2 separate regions of the Homo sapiens genome follow, and region 2 is linked to region 1. A link is a contact called in ENCODE Hi-C or POLR2A ChIA-PET data. All regions are on one chromosome and are shown on one strand. The core of a region is the stretch at or near the end of the contact, and the rest is flanking DNA. Distances in the headings are between cores, read along the strand shown. Region 1 holds the start of RC3H1-DT (RC3H1 divergent transcript). Region 2 overlaps PRDX6-AS1 (PRDX6 antisense RNA 1).

Region 1 (6,124 bases), core at 1,697-4,196:
CATTTAATCTTATTTGTATTAATTCACAACAAATCTCAATACTCTAACAAGAGTAAAAACATTTTAAATAAAATTTTTAAAAAAAGCTTATTTCCCTAGCTAAATTTTCAAATAATTGTTAATTTAGGAATAAAACCCAGAATATCTTTTTTCCCCCTTGCTGAATATTCATATTATCTTTATTTTAAATAGACTCAATTTCAAGAGATAAATTATCCTCTGTATCTTTTTTTTTTCTTTTTTTCTTTTTTGAGATGGAGTCTTGCTCTGTCGCCAGGCTGGAGTGCAGTGGCGTGATCTCGGCTCACTGTAACCTCCACCTACCAGGTTCAAGCGATTCTCCTGTCTCAGCCTCCCAAGTAGCTGGGATTACAAGCGTGCACCACCATGCCCAGCTAATTTTTGGTGTTTTTTTTGAGACGGAGTTTCATTCTTGTTGCCCAGGCTGGAGTGCAATGGCACGATCTCGGCTCACTGCAACCTCCGCCTCCCAGGTTCAAAGGATTCTCCTGCCTCAGCCTCCCTAGTAGATGGGATTACAGGTGCCTGCCACCACGCCCAGCTAATTTTTTTGTATTTTTAGTAGAGACGGGGTTTCACCATGTTGGCCAAGCTGGTCTTGAACTCCTGACCTTAGGAGAGCCACCCTCCTCAGCCTCCCAAAGTGCTGGGATTACAGGCGTGGGCCACAATGCTCTGCCAAGACCGAGTCTTGCTGTCATCCAGGCTGGAGTGCAGTGGTACAATCTTGGCTCACTGCAGCCTCTGCCTCTCAGGTTCAAGTGATTCTCCTGCCTCTGTCTCCTGAGTAGCTGGGACTATAGGCGCGCGCCACCACGCCGGGCTTTTTGTATTTTTGGTAGAGACGGGGTTTCACCATGTTGGCCAGAATAGTCTGCATCTCCTGACCTCGTGATCTGCCTGCCTCGGCCTCCCAAAGTGCTGGGATTACAAGCGTGAGCCACCGCTCCCGGCCTTATCCCCTGTATCTTACACTTCTAGTCTGACTGGGGAGTTGAAAACATATGACTTCTCACAGATTAGTTTTTTATTTTTTATTGTAAGCATAAGTGTTTTCTTCAAAGCTGCTCTTCTTTTTCTGTCAAATGCATCTTTATATCACTAAAATGAATTTGGGTTTGGGGAAGCGCCGCCATTTTTAACTTTTTTTTTTTTTTTTTTTTTTTTTTTGAGACAGAGTTTAGCTCTTTTTGCCCAGACTGGAGTGCAATGGCGTGATCTCGGCTCACTACAACCTCCACCTCCCAGGTTCAAGTGATTCTCCTGCCTCAGCCTCCCGAGTAGCTAGGACTATAGGTGCACGCCACCACACCTGGCTAATTTTTGTATTTTTAGTAGAGATGGGGTTTCTCCACGTTGGTCAGGCTCCGGACCTCAGGTGATCCGCCCCCCTCAGCCTCCTAAAATGTTGGGATTACAGGCGTGAGCCACTGCATCTATCTGTCCTTTAACGTATTTTTAATTGAAATATTGACGAGATAAAAATAAACAACGTAAAAATCATACTGCTTAAGGGAACCTTTAAGGAGCCTTACCAACTGTGGTATAACTATTAATAGTTCAAAGAAATTACATTATCTAGGTTACTTGCAATGGAAGTTGAGTTACTCGCTTCACCTAAACAAGGAAGTTGGCATGTTTGCCTAGCAACAGTCGCTAAAACCTTCTGTTGTGGAAGGTTCCCTAGGAGTGAGAAGAAGGGAGGAGGAGGAAAAGCAGGAGGAGCAGATTAATCTGTTTTTCCTAGCAGGGTACAGAGGCCTGGTCTGAGAAGGGAAAGGCTTTAAGAGATCCCTTTAGATTGGCACATGCTAACCTAAATCCCCCTGTGGTAGCTAGAAATTCACTCTCTGTAGGACTGGGGTTACTATTTAGTAGGCTGAAAAGACGATTACAGATTAAACCCAGTTCAGAGGCAGCAAATTCCAATCAGTGGAAAGACAACAATAGGTCTTCTAAACAGAAGCTGAGATCTCAGTAGCAGGAGGGTGCTAACAACTAAAAAGAATTCTTCTCTGCCAAGAGTTTAGGAAGGTGTGTGATATTTCTTAAAAATAATACAAAAACACTATCTGTGATAGCGATTCCAATGTATCAAGTTAAAGGCAGAAGTGCTTCTCTTGGGGTACTGTGATGTAAACAGTGAAGAAAGGACAGAAAAACATAATCTCTGCTCTCTTGGTCAAATCCTGAAGCAAAAAAGGTGATAGCGCCGAGTAGAGGTATTAAATGGTTGTTTATTTGGGGACTCTCTCTCTCCTCTATTCTAGATGATTTATTTTGAAATTAGTACTGTATGGTGTTACAATAATCCCATTTCTTCCCCTTCTCAAAAGCGAGGGTTTGGCTAAAATGAATTGTCTGAAGGGACCTCCCATTCCCCAAAACCAAAACGGCACCTTTTCCACAAGGGACAAGAAACTTTTAAAGAGTCGCAAGGTTAGATTTCAGGAGCCCTTCTATGGGCCATATCTTTTCCTGTCGTCCCCAAATAGCTCTTATTGTTCACACAGCCCAGGAGAGACGTTTTGGAGTAGCGTGTCCGGGCCTTTTGGGCTGTTTCACAGCCTTAGGAGGCTGAACTCCCAGAGGGGTGACGAGGACAAAGCTGATGAGATCCAGAACCTGGATAATATGGAAGAAGAAAAATGGGGTGGGGGACAAGACGTGAAAAAGAAACAAGAGTTGGGGGACAACGGCTGAGAAAGCCGAAAGAGTAGACGTAGTGTGGGGTTCGATGGAAACGAAAGAAATTCCCCCAATTTACTCTCGCCATCTGGCCACTGGCCCGCTGAGCCCAAAGGCGCCGGTGCGGGAGGGCAGACCGGACCGAGGGACCGGTTCATCTGCTCAGGGCGTGTGAGACTTTCGGTCGCGGCGGAGAGCGTCGCCGGTCTCCCTCCGGGCGTTGGTGGCCGGTGACTCAGAGCTTTGCTCCCGCGCCCGCCCCTCCCCTCCGCCCGCCCCGCCTCCTGAGGGAGGATCCTCGCCCTCGTCTCCGCCCCAGTCTCCGGGGCGGGCCGGAGCCTGAGGAAGAGGAAGGGGACGAGGACAACGAGCGACTGGGCGGCGGAGGACGAGGAGGAGGAAGAGGAGGCCGAGCAACAAGATGGCCCCTGCTGCAGGAGCAGCCTCAGCAGCAGCAGGTGGGAGGCCGGAGGCGGTGCTGGCGGTGGCGGCGGCAGCCGTGGCCCGGCGGCCTGGGACAGAATCAGAGTCAACGGTGGCCTCGGCGGCGGCGGCGGCTGCCGCGGCGGTGGCGACGGCCGCGGGGACTCGGAGCTGAGAGGAGCTGCTGCTCGGACCAGCGCGGTGAGCGAGCGGCGGGCGGCGACTTGGGGAGCGGGGCTGCCGCGGCCGGGGCCTCAGTCGGGAACAATAGGCAGCTGTGGTCGGGAAGGGTTTGTCCTCGCCCGCCCTCTGCTCCTCCGCGGCAGCGGCAGCCCGGCCGGCCCCAGGCTCCTCAGGGCCCCCGCCGGCTGTTCTGGGGCTTGTCAGTGGCCGGCGTCCTTTAGGCCTCAGGCCTCTGCATGCCGCCTGTAGGGCCTGTCGGGGTAGGTAGGCCGAGAGGAGGACGAAGGGAGGCTCGGACGAGAGGGAGGGGGCGAAAGGGCTACCTGGCTCCTGTGGTACTCCCAGGGCCTGGGCCAGGCGGGGAATGCGCACGGGAACTGCTTTTTGGACCCCTAGTCTGTGGGGGTGGGGGAGGGCGAAGGCGTCTGTAAACAGGCGCCGCCTCGGCCTCCCAGCACCTCAGGGCTGCTTCCTCCCCCAGCCCCTGAAGCGCTCCCCTTCTTTGGCCAAGTGGATTTCACGGTGTCTGTTTCCCTGAAGTCCCTGGAGATCTAGCCTGGTAGTCTTCTCCCTGCTGGCGATGGGAAAATTGTGTGTGTGCAGGTGTCTTTAAAAAAAAAAAACAAAAAACTTAAATGCAACAAAAACATATAAAATGTGGTTATCGGTAAAGGATGGAGTGGTAAGGGATGCGCCTCTCTAAACATCTCTAAGTATCAGTTCTATAAACATCAGTTATGCCCGCATCCCAGGTGAGAGTGGATTGAAACAAGGGCTCTTTTGGAACAGTAATAACACAACTCTTGACATACCAGAATAGCCTATGAAACTGGAAACAAACACTGGCAACGCGGAGACAAACTGTAATGTTTAAAGAGGACTTTTATTCCAGCTAGGCGTTTTGAATTACTAACATGCAGTATAAGAAGCAACATTAACTAGCATAAAGTGGACCTCAGGAAGCACTTCGAAAGGAGACAGGTGGTTCATCTCCGGCCATAGAGCTTCTTGTGCCTTGTCTCGTGTTTCAGTAATTTTTCCTGAAATTGTTCAAGACCAGTCTTTTCTCTGAGTTTGAAATTTGATTTCGTTTTTGTTTTGTTTTGCGACGGAGTCTTGCTCTGTCACCCAGGCTGGATTGCAGTGGCACAATCTCGGCTCACTACAGCCTCCACCTCCCGGATTCAAGCGATTCTCCTGCCTCACCATCCGGAGTAGCTGGGATTACAGGCGCCCGCCACCATGCCCGGCTGATTTTTGTATTTTTAGTAGAGACGGGGTTTCACCATGTTGGCCAGGCTGGTCTGGAACTCCTGACCTCAAGTCATCTGCCCTCCTCCGCCTCCCAAAGTGCTTGGATTACAGGCGTGAGCCACCTCGCTCAGCCTTAAACTTAATTTTTCAAGGCTTCTACCACATTTTCTTACAAGTGAGGGAAAAGGTAGATTTATTTCTAAAGTACTTTCTACCTAGGTATGCAGAAATTTATATTAAAATCGCTTGGATACATCCAAGGAGATTGCTTTTCACTTGTTAACATTCAACTGCAAGGCCTAAGGGTTATAGGTTGTGTTCTTTTCAGCACTGACCTGTGCTGAAAAGATGCCAGTTAATATCTTTCACCTCTTCTAAGGGTAAATTTCTAAGTAGAATTGGTCCAAGTCTGTTCTAATTAAAAACATTATAAGCAGCACTAGTCTAGTTCTTAGTTCTTCCACAACAATTGACACTGAATAGATTAGCAATTGAATAAACATAAAGGTTGAATTTTCTTGTTTAGGATTTGAAGTATAGTGAATGAATATCAATACTGACCTTCATTTTATGCTTAGCATAAATAATGTTGGAGATGTTTTGATTTTTTGAATGATGGAGAAATAACAACTTTCTATGGCTCCTGATGTTGTGACTTTTTTGCAGATATTTCAGAAAGGACACCGTTTTTCAGGTGCTCAAATCTGTGATTTTTTTTTTTTTTCTGTGCTAATTTTGTTAGGTCAGCACAGATTCCAAGTAAAGTCTGTGTTATAATGATACTTAAATTTATGTATGGCCCTAAACCTATTAGAACAATTGTAGTAATTTATAGGTTGTAAGTTTTAAGTGGTTCATGTGCTGTGTTATGAAAACAATCTCACCGTGTTATGTCAAGGGCAGATTTACCTCATATTTAATATCATTTTCCTGAAAATAAATATTTTTAAGTGGTAAGGTTTTGTATTTCAGATTGGTTATTGACCCAGCAATTTATGGGCTTAGTCTGGGTCCGTATTTCTGTTCAATAGGAAAAAAATTTAGGGAATTGTTTTTATTTATTTTGTGTCAAAACAGTTTTAAGTTTTGACACAAACTCAACTGTCCCTTCTTCAGTATCAATACTTATTACTTAAGTTCACATTTTCTCAGGTAATAAAAATTTACTTCTAAGAAGTTTTGGAACCAGAGCTTAAGAATTAGATTTATATTTTCTTGGTAATATTAAAAGTTAATATATGCTTGATTTATTTGAAGAAATAAAAAAGGGTAATTTGTACACAACGCCTTTCAGAACATATTTGTTGAATGAATAAAAATATTTAAGCTTCCTCATTATGCTGCAGTATTAGTTCTGTTGTCCTCATTTTTTCATATGAAGAATGTGAAGCTAAGAGTAGCTATGTAACCAGCAAAAAGATCACATAATTAATAGGTAAAAGAGCTTACTCAGACTCAGATCTTGTGACACAAATTAGATTCTTTGCCACTACCACATGTGTCACAGTTAAACTTTGAAGCATCTTCTGTGTTGACAGATTCCTTTTTTTGCCTG
Region 2 (6,124 bases), core at 1,109-3,608, 590 kb after region 1:
CACCAGTCCTACTGGATTAGGGCCCTACCCTTATGAACTCATTTATCTTTAATTATTTCCATAAAGGCTCTGTTTCTAAATACAAATACATTGGGGATTAGGACTTCAACATATGAATTTGAAGGGTGGAGGTACACAATTCATTTCATAACACTCTGGTTTGGATGGCAATTGTCTAACAAAGATCTAGTTGTTTTGGACTCGGGTGGCTGTGAGCTGGTCTCTGGGTTTGGACTGGATTCCTCACTGGGGAGCAACCCCTCGCCCTTTATCACCTGTTTATAGCATATTACTAGGAAGTGATGTGTCTTGCTTCACATTATTACGTGCCAAATGCTAATTGTGGAGGACCTCTTCTGCTTCTACCCTCTTAGGTCTTAGCCATTAGGTATTAGTTGTCAATCCTTAAGGCCTCCTTCACCCAGTTCTTTTAGGTCCTCTCAGGGCATTGCTACACTCTGCTGATTTCACTTTGCTACTATTATCAAGTGTGTATTCTAGCCAAGGGGGCTACATACTGAGCTTCAGCACCAGCCTGTGTTCATGATACATCATTGGTCACAAGTGAGGCTGGAGGAGAACTCATCTGCTGAGGAAGTAAGCACATGACCTGTCACCAAGGAGTCACCATTTGGCCAAGATCGAAATCCAACACTAAACTTCATTACACATCACCATCAGGTTGCAGTCCTGAACATGCATTGTATTCCATGCCTTGCGAGACCCTGAAATGTTGTCAGTGAAGGACAGCAGGCAAGGTAGTGCATGTGAAAACAATTGTTGACCATGAAATATTTTATTCAGAAATGAGTAAAAAAGAATCTTTGTAGCAGCCAGCCTTTCCCCTGGGGGAGAAAGCTCAGCAGTTGGTTTGGTCAGTTGGTTCACTGAAGGCAGATGAATTGGCACTTTGCAGTTGAGAGCCAATGCAGGCTCACGGAGGTGGCTTCTTTCTGCAGGCTGATTTTGGGCCCCCAGCAGGGCCCAAGGCCCAACAATCAGCGCATGGCTCTTAATTCTGTGCAACTAACAAATCCCGTCCCAGTGTGCTGAGAGCGCCCTCTAGTGCCCAGAAACTTCCTCAAGAATGGAGTGTAAAGACCTTTAAGGACCTTCATCAGGAAGGAACCACCATACTTTTGAATTTCAAGCCTAACCTGAAGATTATTATTTAAGGAAACCGACAAATTTTCTCAAAGAAATTATTGTATTGGAAAATATTTAGAATGCAAACACATTCTCCAAAGAAAACCAAAGACAACTACAGTGATTCATTTACTTTAGGTCTACAACAACAAAATATTAATTTAACAATACAAATAACATGCCCTTTAGCTCTTTGAAGGATGGCAATGAGGAAAACTGGAAAATAATGATCTAGCAATTACTGGCTGAACCACATTCTAAGAAATGTTAAGATAACAGGTGAACATTCAAAATTCAAATTTACCACTTTGGAGGCTGCTTATTTGCATGACAAATGGATTCTTTGTTTTACAGAAAGGCTTTCTCACAGGCCTGGGTTTTATTACCAATTAGCCTTAACCCCAGCAGAGCTTTAATTAGAATGCAAAGGGTTTGTGGGATCTGTGGGCACTGGAGGAAGAGTGTCTTATGTTGAGATTTTTATAGGATTAAGTACACAGCCTCTGAGTTACATCTGCTATATATAGCACAAATTATATAAACGTTGGTATTGCCTGTCACCTAATACAATTATTTGTGCAGACAGAGTATGACATTAATTCCTGCAGTGAACAACTCTATAGACCCTTCACCCTAATGTGTCCATTTAAATGGAGCCCTATTTGCTATGCACACACTTTTTCAAAGAATCTGTTAGAGAATGTGAATACCAAGTTATAAGCAACAAAAAAGAAAGCAACAAAATATAATGAAATCCCCATTACATCCCTTTGCCCTATAATACTTTCCCTTGACTTTGCTATAAGCATTCCTCTGGCATTCCCACTCCTGACCCACAAGATTATTAAATGTTTATTGTCTCAACTAACTATGCCAACAGGTTCGTAATATCGATACAGAGAAAGTGGAAGACTCTGTGAAAGTTATTTACATTAAACATGCAAGTGTAAAAAAGGATTGTTGAGCAACAGGAGTGAGCTAAGAAGGCAGTTGTGAATTCTGTGCATTCAAGATGAAACAATGTTATTTGTGTGTGTTAGCTGCCTGGCTGAGTAAATAAAGAAGATTCAAATTTGGCGCAGCTGTTCTTTCTCAGTGCTGCCTGGATATTAGATTCCCTGCAACCGTCTGTGTGCTTAGACCCCGCGTTCCATTGCGTAGGCTGCTGGCAGGCCTTTTTTTAGCGGAATGCAGCTGGGAGCAGGAAGGGTGGAGCCTGCTGGGGTTTGACTCAGCAGCTGTGGGCGAGGCCCTACACACTCTGTCTTGAGGACTGTGATAAAGGTTAAAAATAAAGGATAGCACTTGAGTGGGCTTCATAAGGAGTAGCAATCTAATTATAGGGCTTATTTTTACAAAGCAGCAGCTGACAGCGTCAGCCCAGCACGTCCTAAAAGTTCTTAGTAAGGCAGGAAGCTGCTACATTTGCTATGACCAATGTCACTTTAAGGGGTCTTGGCAATTACATTCTCACTCAACTTTTCCTTCTGCAACAAGGATATATGAGGGGGATTAGAGGATATTGCAAAAGCTCACCTTTTATTCAGACCCAATTAAAAACTAAACCCACTAAATCAACTTCCTCTCTCCCTTCTCAAACATTTATAAAGCGCCACCACGCGGCAGGCACAGTGCTGGGTGCTGCCATTCACACCCCACATGGTCTTTTCCCACAGCTGGTGGAGGTTGTGGCGTAGCCTGTGCTCAGTCTTGGATCTGTCTCTTGAGGACCAGTTTCTCTTTGGGCTCTTGTTTCCAAGAGCCATGGAGAATGAGCAGAGCAGCATCTAACAAAGGACGGGGTCCCCTCTCAGCTTCTCTGTCTTCACAAGTGAATGTCACACATTTTAAACTAGAACTCTTTCTACTTATTTAGCACCTAACAGATGCTACAAGAATTCTGGTTACTTTTTCTTTTCTGTTTGGGTCGGGAGCACATGTCTAAGTGTGACAAATGTGAGCAGATTATTTGGAGAGGTGAGGAAATACAAGAAAGAGGGGGGCCAGTCTTTTCTCTCTTTTGGAAAAATAATCATTTTTCGTAGAAACCAGATACTTTCATAATACTCTTTTTTTTTAAAGAAATGTTTTAACATGAAAAAAATTTCAAAGATACATACAAGTAGAGATAATAGTGTAATAAGTCCCCATGTACTTTTTGTCCAGCTTTAACAATTAGCAGCATGTGGCCTGATTTTGTTTTACACATATCCTCTCTCCTGTATTATTTTGGAGCAAATTTGATATGTTATTTCTTTCTTTCTTTCTTTTTTTTTTTCCTTAGACAGAGTCTTGCTCTGTCACCCAGGCTGGAGTGCAGTGGCACAATCTCGGCTCACTGCAACCTCCGCCTCCCAGATTCAATAAATTCTCCTGCCTCAGACTCCCGAATAGCTGGGATTACAGGCACCTGCCACCATGCCTGGCCACAAGTTTTGTATTTTTAGTAGATACGGGGTTTCACCATGTTGGCCAGGCTGGTCTCGAATTCCTGACCTCAGGTGATCCTCCTGCCTTGGCCTCCCAAATTGCTGGAATTACAGGCATGAGCCACTGCTCCCAGCCAATATGTTATTTCATCTGCAAATATTTCAATATGTAGTTCTATAGATAATAATTCCTTTTTAAAAAGTAACCACAAAACAATAAATTCAACTAACATTAGCAATAATTCATTAATATCATAAACTAGTCAGTATTTAAATTTATAATTATCTCATAAATGCATATGCACAATTTTTACAGCTTGTTTGAATTAAGATAAAAATCAGCTGCACATATTATAGTTGGTTCCTTTTTCTCTTAAATCTTTTATTCCATAGATTCCCCTTCCATGTCCCTCTCTGTTTTGTTATCCTGGCAATCAGTTGAAAAACTGAGTACTTTGTCCTGTAGATTTTTATGGATTGGATGCCTGTGGTCCTCTGTAACAGTATCCTCCATTTTCTGTTTCTTGTAAATTAGTACAGTCATGCCCCTCATAACAAAATATTCTGTCAACGATGAACCATTATGGATGGTAGTCCCATAAGATTATAATAGAGGTCGGGCGTGGTGGCTCACGCCTGTAATCCCAGCACTTTGGGAGGCTGAGGCGGGTGGATCACTTGAGGCCAGGAGTTGGAGACCAGCCTGGCTAACATGGCAAAACATTGTCTTTACTAAAATAAAAAAAGTAGCCGGGTGTGGTGGCGGGTGCCTGTAATCCCAGCTGCTTGGGAGGCTGAGGCAGGAATCGCTTGAACCTGGGAGGTGAAGGTTGCAGTGAGCCAAGATCGCACCACTTCAGCTTGGGCAACAAAGCAAGATTCTATCTCAAAAAAAAAAAAAAAAAGATTATAATGGAGTTGAAAGATTCCCATTGCTTAGTTATGTAGCCATTGTAACATGGTAGCACAACACATTACCTTTTCTATGTTTAGATATGTTGCAATACACACTATTGTGTTACAGTCGCCTACAGTTTTCAGTACAGTAACATGCTGTACAGGTTTGTAGTCTGGGAGCAATAGGCTGTACCATATAGCCTAAGTGTGTAGTAGATTATACCATCCAGGTTGTGTAAGTACACTCTGTGATATTTACACAATGAAATCACCTAATAACACATTTCTCAGAATGTATTGCTGTCGTTAAGGGATGCATGATTATAGTTGACTCTAGAGACTTATCAGAGTCAGGTTTCATTTTTCTGTCAAAACGACTTCATACATGGTAGAAAAATCTCATGTCTCTCTTTTTTCCCGATGACATTCTTTACACTGTCAGTGTAGTTTCTGAACTTAGTTGCAATCTGTAAGAGAGGGTTTCTTGACTTCATCACTATTGAAGTTTTGTACCAGCTAATTCTTTGTTGTGGGGTCAGTGGGGGGGCGGGCTCTCCCGTGCATTGTGGAATGTTTAGCAGCATCCTGGTCTCTACCCACTAGATACCAGTAGCAGCCACTCCCCAGTTGTGACAATCAAAAGTATCTCCAGACATTGCCAAATATCCTTTGGGAGGGTAGGGAAAAATCATCCCTGGTTGAGAACCACAGCTGTAGACTAACCATTAGTTATTCTGAAAGGTTATCTGTCCACAGCCTTTAACGTTTCAAGTGCTAATCCATTGACCATGAGACCTAGGCCATTCACTATGATTATTGTATTGATTTTTTGTTGGTGCTGTGACAAATTACTACAAATGTAGTGGCTTAAACAATACAAATTTATTATCATACAGTTCTGAAGGTGACGAGTCCAGATTGGGTTTCACAGGGCTAAAATCAAGGCATCAGGAGGGCTGTGTTCCTCCTGCATGGCGTTTTTCTTTGTCTTCAGAGCCTACAGTATAGCATCTTCCAGTCTCTCTCTCTCTCTGACTGTCTTGCATCCCCCTTATAAGAACCCATGGGAGCTGTGCGCAGTGGCTCACGCCTGTAATCCTAACACTTTGGGAGGCTGATGCAGGAGGATCATTTGAGCCCAAGAGTTTGACAGCAGCCCTGGCAACATAGCGAGACCTTGTCTCTACAAAAAAATGAAAAAATCTGCTGGGTGTGGTGGTGCGTACCTGTAGTCCCAGCTACTCGGGGCCGAGGTGGGAGAATTGCTTGAGCCCGGGAGGTTGAGGCTGCCGTGAGCTGTGTTGTGTCACTGCACTCTAGCCTGGGTGACAGAGCAAGACCCTGTCTCAAAGTAAAATAAAAATTTAAAAAATGAACCCATGGGATTACATTGGGCCCACTGAATAGTCCAGAATAACCTCTGTATTTAAAAGTCCTTTATTTAATCATAGTTGCAAAGTCCCTTTGACCATGTAAAGCAGCACATTTACAGGTTCTGGGGATTAGAATGTTAAAGCTCAGAAAACAACACTCCTAAGTATGGCATTTTGACATGCTGAGTATTTTGAACTAAAGAAGCAGCCATGGAAACAAGGTATCTCTGACCACCTCCTGTCCGCTGTCTCTTGCCTATCTGCCTCTCCTGAAGCACA

What was found. A loop is a pair of places that touch in the nucleus more often than their neighbours do. ChIA-PET counts read pairs that join two places held with the same protein, here RNA polymerase II (POLR2A). Pooled maps may share reads with other maps.
Region 2: a loop to region 1 is called in a map of gastrocnemius medialis, with 3 times the contacts of the local background. The contact joins the enhancer-like site here to the promoter of RC3H1-DT in region 1. A Hi-C loop is called at or near these places in 5 of 168 maps with a recorded cell type or tissue (B cell, ascending aorta, chondrocyte and 2 more), 2 of 37 single-sample maps with no recorded cell type and 22 of 50 pooled maps. POLR2A ChIA-PET finds 5 or more read pairs at or near these places in 3 of 52 experiments (AG04450, GM10248 and WTC11).

What each region holds. Positions count from the first base shown.
Region 1 is chr1:174,019,305-174,025,428 of GRCh38, reverse strand. RC3H1-DT (RC3H1 divergent transcript) reads right to left here and starts at 2,946. Exons shown (of 2, transcript NR_187284.1): 1 at 2,789-2,946; 2 at 2,239-2,646. It overlaps RC3H1 (ring finger and CCCH-type domains 1), which reads left to right and starts at 3,072. Exons shown (of 20, transcript NM_172071.4): 1 at 3,072-3,333. RefSeq lists silencers at 2,837-3,086, 3,197-3,516 and enhancers at 3,723-4,262, 4,327-4,446.
Region 2 is chr1:173,426,310-173,432,433 of GRCh38, reverse strand. All of the region lies in intron 1 of PRDX6-AS1 (PRDX6 antisense RNA 1), which reads left to right. The region is part of intron 2 of LOC100506023 (a long non-coding RNA gene); the gene reads left to right. It also overlaps a transcript of TNFSF4 not described here. Among named protein-coding and RNA genes, the nearest start is that of PRDX6-AS1, 32 kb to the left of the region's middle. RefSeq lists an enhancer at 870-1,164. Within about 2 kb of position 2,358, at least 34 of the 41 ENCODE cell types and tissues checked have a DNase peak (open chromatin) inside an H3K27ac peak, as active enhancers do; they include ascending aorta and gastrocnemius medialis, where a contact is called at or near this core.